2 separate regions of the Homo sapiens genome follow, and region 2 is linked to region 1. Evidence: chromatin loops called from intact Hi-C (ENCODE). Cell type or tissue: Caco-2. All regions are shown on one strand. Links, peaks and the distances in the headings refer to the core of each region. The heading gives the core; the rest is flanking DNA.

The links. Hi-C counts contacts between places; a loop is a spot of excess contacts. Peaks named below come from ENCODE experiments on the same cell type or tissue, not always from the same donor. Only the 100,000 strongest peaks of a DNase experiment are listed, where the experiment ranks them.
Region 2: it touches region 1 in a loop (8-fold over the local background); 1 of 110 quality-filtered maps calls a loop at or near these places.

What each region holds. Positions count from the first base shown.
Region 1 is chr3:36,603,273-36,611,814 of GRCh38, reverse strand. No RefSeq gene overlaps it. Among named protein-coding and RNA genes, the nearest start is that of DCLK3, 160 kb to the left of the region's middle. In Caco-2, for the core only: no CTCF peak of the experiment used is centred there; a DNase peak (open chromatin) is centred at 4,754.
Region 2 is chr3:36,673,214-36,681,755 of GRCh38, reverse strand. No RefSeq gene overlaps it. Among named protein-coding and RNA genes, the nearest start is that of DCLK3, 87 kb to the left of the region's middle. In Caco-2, for the core only: no CTCF peak of the experiment used is centred there; a DNase peak (open chromatin) is centred at 4,185.

The DNA.
Region 1 (8,542 bases), core at 1,974-6,973:
TACTCTGGCTAGGACTCCCAATGCTGTGTTGAACAGGAATGATAAAAGTGTGCATCTTTGTTTTTTTTAATTTTATTATTATTATACTTTAAGTTTTAGGGTACATGTGCACAATGTGCAGGTTAGTTACATATGTATGCATGTGCTATGCTGGTGTGCTGCACCCATTAACTCATCATTTAGCATTAGGTATATCTCCTAAAGCTATCCCTTCCCCCTCTCCCCACCCCACAACAGTCCCCAGAGTGTGATGTTCCCTTTCCTGTGTCCATGTGTTCTCATTGTTCAATTCCCACCTATGAGTGAGAATATGCGGTGTTTGGTTTTTTGTTCTTGCGATAGTTTACTGAGAATGATGATTTCCAATTTCATCCATGTGTGCATCTTTGTTTTGTTCCAGTTCTTAGGGGGAATGCTTGCAACTTTTACCCATTCAGTATGATGTTGGCTATGGGTTTGTCATAGATGGCTTTTATTATTTTGAGGTATGTTCCTTTGATGCCTAGTTTGTTGTGAGTTATTATCATGAAGGAATGTTAGATTTTATCAAATGCTTTTTCTGTGTCAATTGAGATGATCATATGATTTTTGTTTTTAATTTTGTTTATGTGGTGAATTATTGATTTGCATATGTTGAACCAAACTTGCATCCCAGGAATAAAGCCTACTTTAGTTGATCAGGGTGAATTAACTTTTTGATGTGCAGTGGATTTTGTTTGCTTGTATATCTTTTTTCTATATAAAAATTAAAATAAGCATATATACTTCTAAAACTACCTATTGATATTTTTATAAAAATACTGTTAAATTTACAAATTAATTCAGAGAGATTTGACATCATTATGATGTTGAATCTTCCCATACAGTAAAATGGTATGCCTTTCAATTTTTTCAAATTTTCTTTTGGGTTAGTTACTAGAATTTGAAGATTTTCTTATTGTAGTTATAGAATATTGCTTGCTAAGACTATGAGTAGCTATTTTATATTATTTCTCATGTAAATGGAGTAATGTCTTTCATTATATCTTCTAACTGTTGAGTATTTATGTACCTGAAAGCCATTGATTTCTATATTTTAAATTGTTCCTTGTTAACTTAGTAAAATTCATTGTCATAGTTTTTCAGTCAATTTAAGGCAGAAGATACTCCAGGTATACAATAAAATGATTTGTACACAGTGAAAGTGTTACATCATTCTTTCCAATTTTAATCCTGCAGTATCTTTTGTTGTTTGATCACACTGGGCAGGACCTAGAGTATGATGTAATGTGCTAGTGGTTATAGTAAATGTCCTCACGTCATTCTGACTTGGTGTTTCTCTATAAGCTTGAGGCTGGCATGTGGGTTGAAAAGAACATCTTTAATCATGTTAGAGTAGTATACATTTAGACATTTGTATGGAATATTTTTGTTATTTATTCATTTATGCATATCAAGAATGGTTGCCAAATTTTGTCAAATGCCATTTCATTGTCTACAGAGAGAATCGTATGTTTTTTCTCTTTACTTATACAAATATGGTAGAATATACTAACAGATCCTAATACTGAACCGTCCTTGAAAAAACCTACATAGTCAGTATGTATTGTTCCTTGTGCTGCTAGATTGTCTTTCCTAATATTTTAATAACAATTTTTATACTGATACACATAAGTAAAGCCAGCTAAGTTTCTCTGTTTTGGGCCATCTTTATGATCTGTATCAAATTTTGCTATTAATATTATAATCACATAATTTAAAAAAAATGTGAATATATTATTTCTTTCTCTTTTGTTTTTTATCTTTTTCATATTTTGAAACAATCTCTGTAAATGGCCTGGACTTAGGACTCTTTTCAGAGCTGGTAAATTAGTTGTTTATTTTTTTCCAAAATTTTCTTTGAAAATCAGTCTATATAGAATTTTTTCATTTCCTGACACCAGTTTTTATAAATTATACTCTCTTAGGAAAATACATATTTCATTCATCGTTTCATAGAGTTAAGCAATGAAGTCTAGTGTTATCCTTTAAATTTTTTCACTTTCTTTGTTTATTTACCCTTTTTTATTTCTTTTTTTTGGTAAAGCTATTTTTGTAATAAAAATGTTTACAAAGTTTTTATAATTTTTATTAAATATATTCTCTATCTTCAGAGTATAGAGTTAGATCTGTCACAGTCAGGCCTATCTTGTTAATTCTGTCAGTCAGTCCTCTTTGGCTCCATTTGTCTTTGGCCCAGAAGAATTTTGTGGGGTGGTACAGTAGGAGGGTCAGACCAGGGCCTTCCAAAGCCTATGGCGTAGAGTAGCTTATTGTTTTGCCTGGGTCTAGGATAGTACTGTCATCCACACATCGGAAGAGTTAAAGACTGACAATATAAAGTATGGGTGATAAGGCAGGGCTTCTGGAACTCCAAACACTGCTGATAGTAAATTGGTATGTAAATTGATATAAACACTTTGGAAAACTCTTTGGCAGCATCCAATGAAGTCTGTGACAGAAATTCAACTCTAGGTATCTACCCAACAGAACTGTATACATATATGTGCTAAAAGTCAGTACAATAATATTTGTAGCATTTTTGTTCATAGTAGTTCCAAACTGCAAATACACCAAAAATCCATCGGCATTAGAATGAATAAATAAATTATGGAATACTCATTTATTAATTCATTCATTAAATGGAATACTATACAGAAATAAAAATGAATGAGATACATGTGACAATATGGAAAAGTCTCACAATGTTGAGCTAGAGAAATGTGACCCAAAATAATATGTTCTGTGTAATTTTATTTATATAGAATTCAAACATAGACAAACTAATGCCTGGGGAAAGAAGTCAGGTTTCTTTCGAGGAGGAGGAAAGGCTGCTAATTGGGGGCACTTGAGGGGGATTTCTGGAATGCTGGTAATGTTGTATTTCTGAATCTGGGTGGTTGATAGATGGGTGTGTTTTTCTGTGATGAGCCATCAACCTGTACGTGTGTAATTTTGAACTCTTCTATACATATGCTATAGTTCAACAAAAAGAACATTTGAAAAAATCCTGGGCTCCCATATCTGTTGGATTTTCCCTGTCCTGGGAAGATCAGCCTTCTTTTGCAACTCTTTTGACTCTTACTCTCTTGTGTTTTCTGCTTAAGGAACTGAGAAAGTGGAGGGCTCTGTGTCCACACTCTGAGATGGCTGAGTATGGATGCTGCAGCCCCATACAGATGATCTGCCACATCTTCCCTCCTAGTAGCTCTGGGAGGGCCATGTAGTTTAGGATAATAGGGCCAGAAGTTGACTGGGTGGACTCATTGAAAATTAGACAGATCTTCAGAGCAGGTACAATTTTTGTGCAGAAACAGCGACAAACTCCAAATTGGAGTGGCTCAGTCAGGTATAAAGAGTGGGTACTAATCTGAACATGGGAAATGAAGCCAGCAAGTCAGGAGCCAGAACAGATAGAGCTGCGGTTGAGTACAAGGGTAAAGCATGAGGGTGAGGATTGATTGAGGCACTCACTCTGCCTCCTTGTAGGTACACAGACCATTCAGGGAGCAGGCTGGGAGAGGATGCAGGGGACAAGCACCTGAGCAGTGACACCTTCCGTATTTTAATCTGCAAATGGTCTTGAAACAATATTTGTTCTAAGCTCAGACTTCAAAATTTATAAAAACAAGCGTATGCTCATGACAGCATGCACAGTATCCGTTGAATGGAACACCTGGAGGTTAGCTGTCTTCTCTAGGGAATTAAAATAAAGGTTTTCTGGCAAGGTGCTTATATCAATTGCTACCCATGGTACAGTTAGAGCTTAAAATAGCAGAAGGGGCAGGAGTGGGAGTTGTATTGAACTTTGTTTGTCTTTGAATTTTGTTAGGGTCAGAATAAAACGCAAGAGAATGTTTTGCAAAAACCAGGAAGTCAGAAAGTATTTTTATTCCAGAACAGTTCAGTTGGTGTTAAAATGTCAATTAAATCAGCAGATGGTTAGCTATCCTTTCTAAGGTCAATTATGTAATTTCAGAATTAAAAGGCTGACAAATTGAGCACACATCTATTCCATTTCTTCATCTAAATATATGAGACTTGTCTTTAAGTCTATTTAATAAATATTTGCCACTTGTCCTCCCCCCTCATCCTCCAAACCCTCCAACATACTTGGTAATGAAATAGCCATGGGGCTAGGGCATGGGAATTACTTCATTTAGTTTTTCTTGGCCTGACTGTATTATTATCTCAGCTTTTCTACCTGATGGATGATGTTTCTTTTTTAAATGGTGTTGCAAAACGGAAGAAATGAAAACAAGAAACTTGTCCAAAGTCACTCAGATAGATATTGGCAGAACTAGAACTAGAATTCAGGCATTCCTGTTGTAGCCACTGAGGATTTATTCATTGGATGGGTTTGACACGGGGTCTTGCACAGATACACCTGTTCACTGCTTAAATTGTCAAGTCACAGAAAAGCATTTAACAGTCACAAGGAAAGTCCAATCTGGACAGGACACACAAACAGAAGCCAGTGTGTCTTATTTATTGGTGTTTAGACCTAATCTGGAGATAGCAAGGAAGCAATAGAGGCTCTTATCTCTGACAGAAGCTTGGCAGGGCAGTTCAACAAATTATGAGAGAGATAGAAAACAACAAGGGCTACTGGCCTCATCTGGTTCTCTTTTTATTTATTCTTGACAAACGTGATTTATGAATCCCAGATCTCTTGTCCCATTATAGGATGGAGCTATCTGCTTTGTGCCCTGACACTGTAATTTTGTTCTAAGCCATTCTGTCTACTCTTGTGCATTTCCTGGCCACATTTGTACACCCACTTGTCAGTTCCATAAATCATTATAGATAAGCAAATCCTTCTCTTAACCTTTGTAAAGATAACATGACCAATATTTTCTGAACACATTCTTGCCAGGCTTGCTTTGGGGAGATAAATGTGGCCTGTCTTGATGGTGCATCGCTACACAATAGAGTGATTTATGAAGAAGGAGTGGGGCTCGTTCATTGTGGCTTACCTGGAGACTTTTCAAATGTCTTTTTTTTTTTTTAAAGAACGCTGGTGAGTTGTAGACATAGTAAGGATATTTGACAAAGACTCTGTGATTGGAGTTTTTGCAGCTCTTTTTATGTATCAAAATGGTGGTAGAATGTGAAAGTTTTATTACAGTCACTTGAATTATCCAGATATTCTTTTTGAAGGATATGAATGTTAGTTATATATTTTTTCTATATGTTTACATAGACACCACCAAAAGTAGCCTCTTTCCAGCTTCAAAAGCCACATGTTTGCAGTCTGCCTCTAGAATGAAGAAAACTCAAGTAAGATTCAGAGAAAAAATGAAATGTATGTGGCCCATGGGAAGAGCGCTTTACTACAACATAACCATAATATTGCACATCAATAGAAAACCACATGCAGCATAAACTTCAGAAAAGAAAGTTGTATTATGGTGGAAACACAGGCTGTGGAGCCAATAGGGATGGGTTTTCATCCCTATTTGTCAATGGAGTGAACTTACACAAGTACCTATCTTGAGTTCACCTTTTCTGCTCCCTAATAAAATGAGGATAATGTATATCTCAGTCTTGTAAGGATTAAAAGAGATAATATCCTGGCTTTCAGTGAAGAATATTTTTTCTACCTAGGTATGGAGAATGGGAATGATCATCCCCATTCCTCAGTTTGTAGTACATGGTTATCCTTATTTACTGCACAGTCTCTCTTGTATTATTTTATTTATTGTCCCTTCATCTCCCATTCCCAATCTTGTTTCCTGTTCCCAATGGACACTCACTCTTGTATGTAATTCCAGAGGCTCACCCGGCTTCTGATATAAGCTCTTATAAGCAAGGGTAAATCGGAGGCAACTGCATCATGATCTTCAAATCATCCCACCTGCTGCCCTGTGCTCAAGAGCTGGGAAGCTGAGTTTCAGCTCCAGGGCTGTCTTTAATTCAGTTCAATCCACAGAATCTATGGAATGCCAGGTGATACACTTCAGTGTTGGCAGAATGAGGTGAGGGCTTTATTTGTTTCAAGATATAAATACACATACACATACGCACTCACACACAGAGGATATACATATGTATGTACACATATAAACATATATTATAAATATATATTCTGAAACAAATAAAGTATGTATATGTAAACACACACACAAAGTATACACACACATTCATATACATATATATGCTTTTTTTCTTTTCCTTTTAAAAGGATATCATGGTGTTTTTTTTTCATAGCATTCACTTAGGCTTCTCATGTAGATCTATAGGGTTATTTTTTATAGTGCACCCCCCCTCTTTTTTTCCTTTTTGCTGCTGGAATAAGGAAAGCCCTTTCTGAATATGATCTTTGCCACTTGTTGGAGTGGGAACTGATGCCGTTGGTCCTGTTCTAAGTCCATGCAGGTTCTGCTGGAATTTTCTTTGAAGGTGGATGAATGTGAATAATTCTCAGCCTGGTTCATTCTGGGTCCCTTGGCAGGGGAAACATGGAATCATGGAATATTTTTTTTTAACTTCCACTGTCTTTTTTTTTCTTAAACAAATGGGGTTCATAACAATCTTTAGTCTGCATTATCTACTGCTATTAGAGCATACAGGGCTTCCTTTTTGGGGACCCTTTCTCTGCAGACTGTCAGTTTCCCCCTCTTTTCCTCTAGGGTTGTTTTCTTGGAGTTGCAGGTGCAATTAGGTATAGAAATAAAGATTCGGAGGGATGTGGGAGTTGTGAGAGTGGGTGGGTACAGCACCCTGATTGCCACAAAACCAGCTACAGCAATAACAGAAGTTTTGTTTTGTAAACTTTGAGGCTATTAACAGATAAAGTTTCCCAATTTGGTTTAATTTTAATTATAGAGACTGCTTCATAAAATGACGCTTTCATGCCTTTAATTCTGTTCAATTAGATGTTTATATTACCAACATTTTTCTTTATTATTATTGTTTTGTCAATAGTTTAACTTTTAGTCTCTTTGTGCCATTTTGTTTCAGGTGTTCTTCCTTATATGTAGGACATAGTTGGGTTTACTTTCTAAAACAATCCGAGAATTTTTCCCCTTTGATAGGGGAATTTAACACAGCAATTTATTTTTCAAAATTATTATTTATTTTTATAGGTACCTAGTAGGTCTATATATTTATGTGGAACATAAAATATTTTGATATAGGCATACAATGATAATAATCCCATCAGGGTAAATGGGTTGTCATCACCTCAAGTACTTATTCTTTCTTTATGTTACAAACATTCCACTTATACTCTCTTACTTTAAAATGTACAATAAATTATTGTCGACTACAGTCACCCTGTTGTACTATCAAACTCTAGATCTTACTCATTCTATCTAACTGTATTTTTGTACCCATTAACCATTTCTGTTCCCCCCACCTCAACTACCCTTCCCAGTGTCTGGTTACCATACTTCTACTCTCTATTTCCATGAGTTCAATTGTTTTAATTTCTAGCTCCCACAAGTAAGTGAGAACATGAGAAGTTTGTCTTTCTGTGCTCGGCTTATTTCTCCAGTTCCATCTATGTTGTTGCAATGTCAGGATCTCATTCTTTTTTATGGCTGAATAGTATTCCATTGTGTATATGTACCAGATTTTCTTTATCCATTCATCTGTTGGCAGACACTTAGGTTGCTTCAAAATCTTAGCTATTGTAAACAGTGCTACAATAAACATGAAGAGTGCAGATAGCTCTTTGAATTACTGATTTCCTTTCTTTTGGGTGTATACCCAGTAGTGAGAGTGCTGGGTCATATGGTAGTTCCATTTTTAATATTTTGAGCAACCTCCAAACTGTTCTTCATAGTGGTGTACTAATTTACACTCCCACCAACGGTGTATGAAGATTCTCTTTTCTCTACATCCTTGCCAGCATTTGTTATTGCTGGATGAAAGTCAGTCATTTTAATTGGGATAAGATCATATCTCATTGTAGTTTTAATCTGCACTTCGCTGATGATCAATGATGTTGCACACCTTTTTATATGCTTGTTTGCCATTTGTATGTCTTCTTTTGAGAAATGTCTACTCAAATTTTGTCCTCATTTTAAAGTCAGATGATTCTTTTTTTCCCATTGATTTGTTTGAGCTCCTTATATATTCTGATTATTAATCCCTTATCAGATGGGTAGTTTGCAAATATTTTCTTCCATTCTGTGGGTTGTCTCTTCCGTTTGTTGATTTTGCTGAGCAGACACTTTTTAACTTGATATGATGCCACATGTCCATTTTTGCTTTGGTTGCCTATGCTTGTTGGGTATTACTCAATAAATCTTTGCCTAGACCAACGTCCTGGAGAGTTTCCCCAATGTTTTCTTTTTGTAGATTCATAGTTTGACGTCTTAGATTTAAGTCTTTAATCAATTTTTCTTTCATTTTTGTATATGGCAAGAGATAGGGGTCTAGTTTCATTCTTCTGCTTATGGATATACAGCTTTCCCAGCACCATTGACTGAAGAGACTGTCCTTGCCCCAGTGCATGTTTTTGGCACTTTTGTTGAAGAAGATAGCTCAGGCCATTTTTGTTCTAATCAAAGTATTT
Region 2 (8,542 bases), core at 1,136-6,135, 71 kb before region 1:
AAGAAGACAGGAAGATGAGGGAAAGTTTGGAACTTCCTAGAACCTTGTTGAATGGTTTCAAACAAAATGCTGATAGTGATATGAACAGAGATGGCCAGGCTTATGGAGCCTCAGATGGAGATGAGGAACTTATTGGGAACTGGAGCAAAGGTCTCTTTTGTTATGCATTAACAAAGAACCTGGCAGCATTGTGCCCCTGCTCTACGGATGTGCAGAACTTTGAGCTTGAGAGAGATGATTTAGGGTATTTGGCAGAAGAAATTTCTAAGCAGCAAAGTGTTCAAACAGTAGCCTGGCTGCTTCTAAAAGCCTATTCTCATATGCATGAACAAAGAAATGACCTGAAACTGGAAATTATATTTAAAAGGGAAGAAGAGAGTAAAAGTTTGGAAAATTTGTAGCCTAGCCATACGGTAGAAAAAAAACCCCATTTTCAGAGGTGGAATTGAAGCAGGCTGTAGAAATTCGCATAACTAAAAGGAAGGGAAGTACTAATAGCCAAGACAATGGGAAAAAGGCCCTGGAGGCATTTCAGAGAACTTCATGGCAGCCTGCCATCACAGGCCCAGGGGCCTACGGTGGGGAGAATGATTTTGTGAGCCAGGGCACTGCCCTGCTGCCCTGAGCAGCCTTGGGACATTGCTCTTTGCATCTTGGCTGCTCCAGCTCCAGCTGTGGCTCAAGGGGGCCCAAGTACTTGGGCTGCTGCTTCAGAAGGTGAATGACATAAGCCTTGGTGGCTTTCATGTGGTTTTAAGCCTGCAGTTGTTCAGAGTCCAAGAGTTGAGGCTTGGGAGCCTCTGCCTGTATTTCAGAAGATGCATGGAAAAGCCTGGATGTTCAGGTAGAAGCCTCCTGTAGGAGTGGAGCCCTCATTTTGAATCTCTGCTACAGAAGTGCAGAGGGGAAATGTGGGGTGGGAGTTCCCACACAGAGTCCCCATGGGGGCATACTGCCTGGTGAATCTGTGAGAAGAGGGCCGCTATCCTCCAGGCCCCAGAATGGTAGATTCATTGACAGCTTACACCCTGTGCCTGGAAAAGCTGCAGGCACTCAACAGAAGCCCATGAAAGCAGCCATGGGGGGGTGTACCCTGCAGAGCCACAGGGGCTGTCCAAGGCCTTGGGAGCCCACCCCTTGCATCAGTGTGCCCTAGATGTGAGACATGGAGTCAAAGGAGATTATTTTGGAGCTTTAAGATTTAATGACTGCCCTGCTTTGAATTGGACTTGCATGGGGCCTGTAATGACTGACTTTTTTCCAATTTCTTCCTTTTGGAAAGGGAGTATTTACCAACTATCTATACCCTAATTCTATCTTGGAAATAACTAACTTGTTTTTGATTTTACAGGAAGGGACTAGTTTTGTCTCAGATGAGACTTTGGACTTTTGAGTTAATGCTGGAATGAATTAACTCATTGGGGAACTGTTGGGAAGACATGATTATATTTTCAAATGTGAGTAGGACCTGAGATTTTGGAGGAGTCAGGGGCAGAAAGATATAGGTTTGGTCTGTGTTCCCACCCAAATCTCATGTCAAATTGTAATCCCCAATGTGGGAGGTGGGGCATTGTGGGAGGTGATTGGATCTGGGTGTTGGTTTCCCCTCAGTGTTGCTCTCATAGTAGTGAGTGAGTGCTCATAAGATTTGGTTATTTAAAAGTGTGTGGCACCTCCCCCATCTCTCTCTTCCTCTTGTTCTCATCATGTAAGATTTGCCTGCTTCCCCTTAGCCTTCTGCCATGGTGGAGTTTCCTGCAGTCTCCCTAACCATGCTTCCTGTAGAGCCTGTGGAACTGTGAGCCAACTAAACATGTTTTCTTTATAAATTAGCCAGTCTTAGGTATTTCTTTAGAGCAGTGCAAGAATGAACTAATACAACCACTAATAAAGTATTACAGCATTCTGTATTTTTAAAATATATTTATCTTTACCAAGAAGCTTTATATTTTAATATACCTTCATGTTGCTCTCTACAGTAGTCCCCCATTACCCACAGTTTCACTCTCTACAGTTTTAGTTACCTGCAGTCAACCACAGCCCCAAAATATTAAATGGAATATTTTAGAAACGAACAATTCATAAGTTTTAAATTTCACTCTGTTTTGAGTAGCATGATGAAATATTGTGTCATCTTGTTCAGTCCTGCTTGGGGTATGAATCATTCCTTTTTTCAGCATATCTACACTGTATATGCTCCCTACTGCTTAGTCATTTAGAAGCTGTCTCAGTTGTGATAATGACTGTTGTATTGCAGTGCTTATGTTCAAGTAATTCTTATTTTACTTAATAATCACCTGAAGAACAAGAGTAGTTATGCTGGCAATTCAGATTTGCCAAAAAAGCTGTAAAATGCTTTCTTTAAGTGAAAAGGTGAAAGTTCTCAACTTAATAAGAAAAATATTGTACACTGAGATTGCTAAGATCTATAGTAAGAACAAAACTTCTATTCATGAAATTGTGAAGAAGGAAAATCAAATCTGTGCTAGTTTTACTGTAGCACCTTAAATTGCCAAAATCGTAGCCACAGTTCATGAGAAGTACTTAATTGAGATGCATAAGGCATTAAATTTGTAGGTAGAGGACATGAACAGAAATGTGTTCGATCAACAGCAATCAGATTTGTTACTATCTATGGTTTCACATGTCCCCTGGGAGTCTTGAAATGTATTCCCCACAGAAAAGGGGGGACTACTGTAGAAATCTTATATTTAAACTAGTAGGACTTCCTGTAGCATTTCTTCTAAGGCAGATCTAGGATAATAAACCTCCTCACATTTTATTTATCTGGAAAAAATCTTTATTCTTCATTTCCACTTGACAGTTTTGCTGGATATAGTATATTGCCTGCATTTTTTTTCTTTCAGCTCTTTGAATATATTATCTCACTCCCTGCTTTCCTGTGAGGTGTCTGCTGAGAAATCCATTGCTAATCTTAATAGAATTTTCATTGAACATCATGAGTCACTTTTCGCTTGCTGCTTTCAAGAATCTCTCTTTATCTTTGACTTTTGACAATGTGATTATAATGCATCCTGGTGGGGACCTCTTTGGGTTTATGTTAGTCACGATCCTATTTCTTTATGTTTCTTGCATTTGGATGTCCATTTCCTACCTTAGATTTTGGAGATTTTCAGCAGTTATTTCTTTGAATAAACTCTGTTCTTTTCTCTCTTTCTCTTCTCCTTGAATTCCCATAATGCAGATGGTGTTCTGCTTGATGATGTCCCATAAGTTTCTTAGGAGTTATTCATTTTTCTTTATTCTTTCTTCTTCTGTGACTCAATAATTTTTTATGATCTATTCTCACATTTGCTAATTCTTCCTACTTGATCAAGTCTGTTGTTGTATGTCTCTAGTATATTTTTCAATTCAGTTATTGTACTTTTCAGCTCTATAATTTTTGCTTGGTTGTTTTGTATAGTTTCTACTTCTTTGTTGATATTTTCATTTTGTTTATGAATTGTTTTTCTGATTTTGTTTAGGTATTTATCTGTGCTGTCTTATAAATAATTGAGCCTCTTTAAGACAGTTATTTTGTATTATTTGTCAAGTAATCAATAGATCTCTATTTCCTTTGGGTTGGTTCCTGAAAATTTATCTTTTTTCTTGATTTGGCTATGTTTCCCTGTTTCTTTGTATGCCTTGTGATTTTTGGGGTGGGGGGGGGACATGGGAGCTGACTTTTATGCATTTGAAAAAACAGTGACACTTCCCAGTCTTTATGGACTGGCTTCATTGAGGGAAGAACTCACTAATCATCCTGGCTATAGATTCTGGGGACCTCTGAAAACTTTTTTGGGGGGATGCAACTTTTCTGGGCTTGTACACATAGTTTCCCAATTAGAGAGGTTTGCTAGTTTGTTTTTCAGGAGCTTGTAATCTCTTACTTTTTCTAGTGTCTGTCTCCAGTACTGCAGGTTCTGTGGTGCAGCAATGAGCCACTCTCTTCTCCTTTGTTCTCAGGTCCCCAAGCATCCAAAGTATGACAGCTCCCTGTATGCACATAGAATCAGGTGAGATAGACACTAATCTTTTAGGTAGCTCTCTGCAAAGTTGGAATGCCAAACATATGCTCATTCTTCTCACTACATCCCTAGGGAGAAGCCATGAGTTTGGTGCCTTCTTCTGATTGTTTTGAGATGACTCAGCTTCTCTATGTGGTCATGTAGGCTCTTTGGTGCTGCAGCAAGCTGCCTCATCTTTTCCTTGCTTCAGTGGCTCCCAGGCATGCAAACTATGTCAGTTCTGTTAGTGCCCCAAGTTAGTCAAGACTGAAACCTGTCCTTCAGGAAGCTCTCTGAAAATATTAGAACATTGGATACACGTTCTACTCTTCTTACCCACTCCCCAGAAGCTGTGAGACAAGCTGAGCTTTGTTGGTTTCGGGGAGGGGAAATTAGGAATAAAGTGAAACAGGCTCTTATTATCCAAAGCCTTTCACTCCCTTGGGGCTGCTGCATGTCTTCATTGGTTTCCGGAGTTCTCATAAAAGCATTTTTGTCTGCATATTGTTAAATTGTATTTTCCCTGGGGAATAAGGGCTGGGACTTTCTATTCTGCCATTTGTCTCTGAAACAACTACTTTTATGCCAAGATTTTATTTAATTTGAGACTTTATTTTATTTTATTTTATTATTATTATACTTTAAGTTTTAGGGTACATGTGCACAATGTGCAGGTTAGTTACATATGTATACATGTGCCATGCTGGGGTGCTGCACCCATTAACTCGTCATTTAGCATTAGGTATATCTCCTAATGCTATCCCTCCCCCCTTCCCCCACCCCACAACAGTCCCCAGAGTGTGATGTTCCCCTTCCTGTGTCCATGTGTTCTCATTGTTCAGTTCCCACCTATGAGTGAGAATATGCAGTGTTTGGTTTTTTGTTCTTGCGATAGTTTACTGAGAATGATGATTTCCAATTTCATCCATGTCCCTACAAAGGACATGAACTCATCATTTTTTATGGCTGCATAGTATTCCATGGTGTATATGTGCCACATTTTCTTAATCCAGTCTGTCATTGTTGGACATTTGGGATGGTTCCAAGTCTTTGCTATTGTGAATAGTGCCGCAATAAACATACGTGTGCATGTGTCTTTATAGCAGCATGATTTATAATCCTTTGGGTATATACCCAGTAATGGGATGGCTGGGTCAAATGGTATTTCTAGTTCTAGATCCCTGAGGAATCGCCACACTGACTTCCACAATGGTTGAACTAGTTTACAGTCCCGCCAACAGTGTAAAAATGTTCCTATTTATGCACATCCTCTCCAGCACCTGTTGTTTCCTGACTTTTTAATGATCGCCATTCTCACTGGTGTGAGATGGTATCTCATTGTGGTTTTGATTTGCATTTCTCTGATGGCCAGTGATGGTGAGCATTTTTTCATGTGTTTTTTGGCTGCATAAATGTCTTCTTTTGAGAAGTGTCTGTTCATGTCCTTCGCCCACTTTTTGATGGGGGTTTGTTTTTTTCTTGTAAATTCCTTTGAGTTCATTGTAGATTCTGGATATTAGCCCTTTGTCAGATGAGTATTTTAAAATAATACTATACTTTAATTTCTTTTAAGCCAGTTGTCCCTGAACTAGTTTTTTGAGCTATTTTAACCAAAGAAGGTTAAATGACCAAGTAAATTTGGGAAATGCTGGTTTAAACATGGTTAAATCGATTTCCATTTTGAAAGAAGACCCAGAACCTTTAATATGCTAATGAGCACTGTGACTCTCCGAGAGAGCAAGTAGTTTCACAACCCTATTTGATTGTGGAAACCCTTTTCTTTTTCTTCCTACAGCATTCAATAATATCTAAGGAACACACAAAACATTTCAAAACAGCAGACAGGATACATGGTTGAACCTGCCCTTGGTGTGTTCAGCATTCCATGACATGCTTAATGAGAGCTTATGTCTTTGGTGAATGTAATGTAATAGTCTGAGATTGCTTGGTGGGCTTGGGACACTTTTAAGCTTGACTCCCTTGGAAAAGGGTAAGTCGGTTCTGGATTTATAGAGTAGTAACACATAAGAAGACCGTGAGTTTTGATGGGAGGCCAGCTTTTCAAGTAAGTAAAAGCAGGAAGGAGTGTGTAGCTTGGGTGACACAGGAGAGGCCAGCTGATGGCATGAGTTTATAGAAGCAGACCTGATACTCTTGCAGGGCTAAGAAGAAAGTTCCTGGGCAAGACCTCAGCAGGCTTTAGTGAAGTGGCAACAGCTGTAGCAAGATACATTTTATGATGACCTTTGGGTGTCAATAAACAACAGTCTTAAAGCTTAGAGGACTGCTTTCTGGAGTTCTCATGAAGGCATTTTGGTCTGTATATTGTAAATTTGGTCATAAAACTGCCATTACAAAATTGTAATTGAGACAGTGAAAGAGATCTGACCTAACCAACTCCAACTTGCTTCTAACCTCCAAGCTGTCCTTGTTCATTCCTGAAAGTAGGCTGAACTATGGGAGGAACTTAGTTTATAGTTTAAAACAAAGACAATAACAGCCTTTCCCCATGTACCAGGATGAGCCGCAGACAAAACCTCTCAGACGCCGAGTTGCAGAAGGAAGGGCTTTATTCAGCTGGGAGCATCGGCAAGCTACAGCTTTAAAATCCGAGCTCCCTGAGTGAGCAATTCCTGTCCCTTTTAAGGGCTCACAACTCCAAGGATTTCACATGAAAGGGTCGTGATTGATTTGAGAAAGCAAGGGGTACGTGACAACGGCTGCATGCACCGGTGGTCAGAGAGAAACAGAACAGGGCAGGGAGTTTCACGATGTTCTTCTATACAATGTTGGAAATCTATGAATCACATTGGTTTTTGAGTTATGAGTTGATTTTTAACTACTGGGTTTAGACCAGGCAGGCCCAGGCCTGGTTTCGGGCCTAGTGACGGGCTGCCTGTCTTTGGTTTTACTTCCTTGTTGTTTTTTTAAAACAGGTACTGAGTATAAAACAATATAAAACAATATGAGAGGGCCTCTCTCTTCCCTCACTCAAAACAAACCTCCTTGCCTGGGGACTAGATTACCTTTCTAGGCCTAATAAATTAGCCACAAGATTAGAAATTATGGTTTAGAAGTCATGAAGGTAGAAGTGACAAGATTCTGACCCTTCTCAAATTGCTCCTGGGGATAAAATCACTTATTGTAAAACCTAAGATCAGTGCTTGAGATATTTTGCAGACCCTGCACCACCCAGATTGGTAAAATGACTCTTCTAATCTTGTGGCCCCGACCCAGGAACTGACTCAATGCAAGAAGATAACTTTGACTCCCTATGATTTCTTCTCTGACCTGACCAATCTGTACTCCCAGCTCACTGGCTTTCCCCCATCCGCCAAGTTGTCCTTAAAAACTCTGATCCCCTAATGCTTGGGGAAACTAATTTGAGTAATAATAAAACTCTGGTCTCCCACGTAGCTGGTCCTGCATGAATTAATCTTTCTCCTTTGCAATTCCCCTACCTTGATAAATCGGCTTCTTTCTAGGCTGTGGGCACAGTGAACAAGTTGGGTGCTTACAGTCACACCATGTGTTTTTTGGGTTAGTGGGGATGATGCATAAATTCAGTTATAGCTACATGATTTCTCCTGCTACAAAAACTGTGGTATACAGTAGTTCACCTAAAAATGAAGGCCCTTGTTTGGATTTTGAACTTGAGGTGTTGGGTAAAAGAAGTTTGTAAGGTGGATGGCAGTGGCCAGTGCAGTTAAATGGGGATACACAGCTTTGAATGGGATCCCAAATGGACTCTTGGTATATGACCCATTTGCATGGAGCCCATGTCCTTACTGCTATCTAGAAGAATGCTTCCTACCTGTACACTATTTACCCGGGATCTTGTTAAAATGCAGATTCTGCAGCAGGCCTGCAGCAGGTCCTGAGATTCTACCTCTCTAACAAGCTCCAAGTGTGGATGCTGCTGGTCCACAGAACGTATTTTGAATAGCAAGGATCCAGAATACCACAGAGGAAAGGAATCTGCAGCACTGTTTTATACACAGTAACTTTTCTTTTCTTTTTTTTCACCCCCTTATGGACTTAATTAACCAAGGCTGAACCTAGAATATCATTTTATAGAAGGGGGGAAGCTAATACCCAGAGAATTACCTGGGTCTTGCCACATCACTTGATTCATCAGTGATGCTGGAAGCAGAATACATGCTTTCTAAAAAAAAAAAAAGTTTGAGAACAGTTTTAGATTTACAGAAAAACTACAAAAACAGTATTACAGTTGCTTGTTATTGCTGGGTTTCTCACCTTCTCCCAATAGGTACCAACCAAGGGAGAAAGAAACACATTCTTTTATTTTTAAAGTTTTGTTTTTTGTTTTTTTTTTGAGACGGAGTCTCGCTCTGTCACCCAGACTGGAGTGCAGTGGCACAATCTCGGCTCACTGCAACCACCACCTTCCAGGTTCAAGTGATTCTCCAGCCTCAGCCTCTCAAGTAGCTGTGATTACAGTCACTTGCCACCATGCCCCACTAATTTTTGTATTTTTATTAGAGACGGGTTTTCGCCATGTTGGCCAGGCTGGT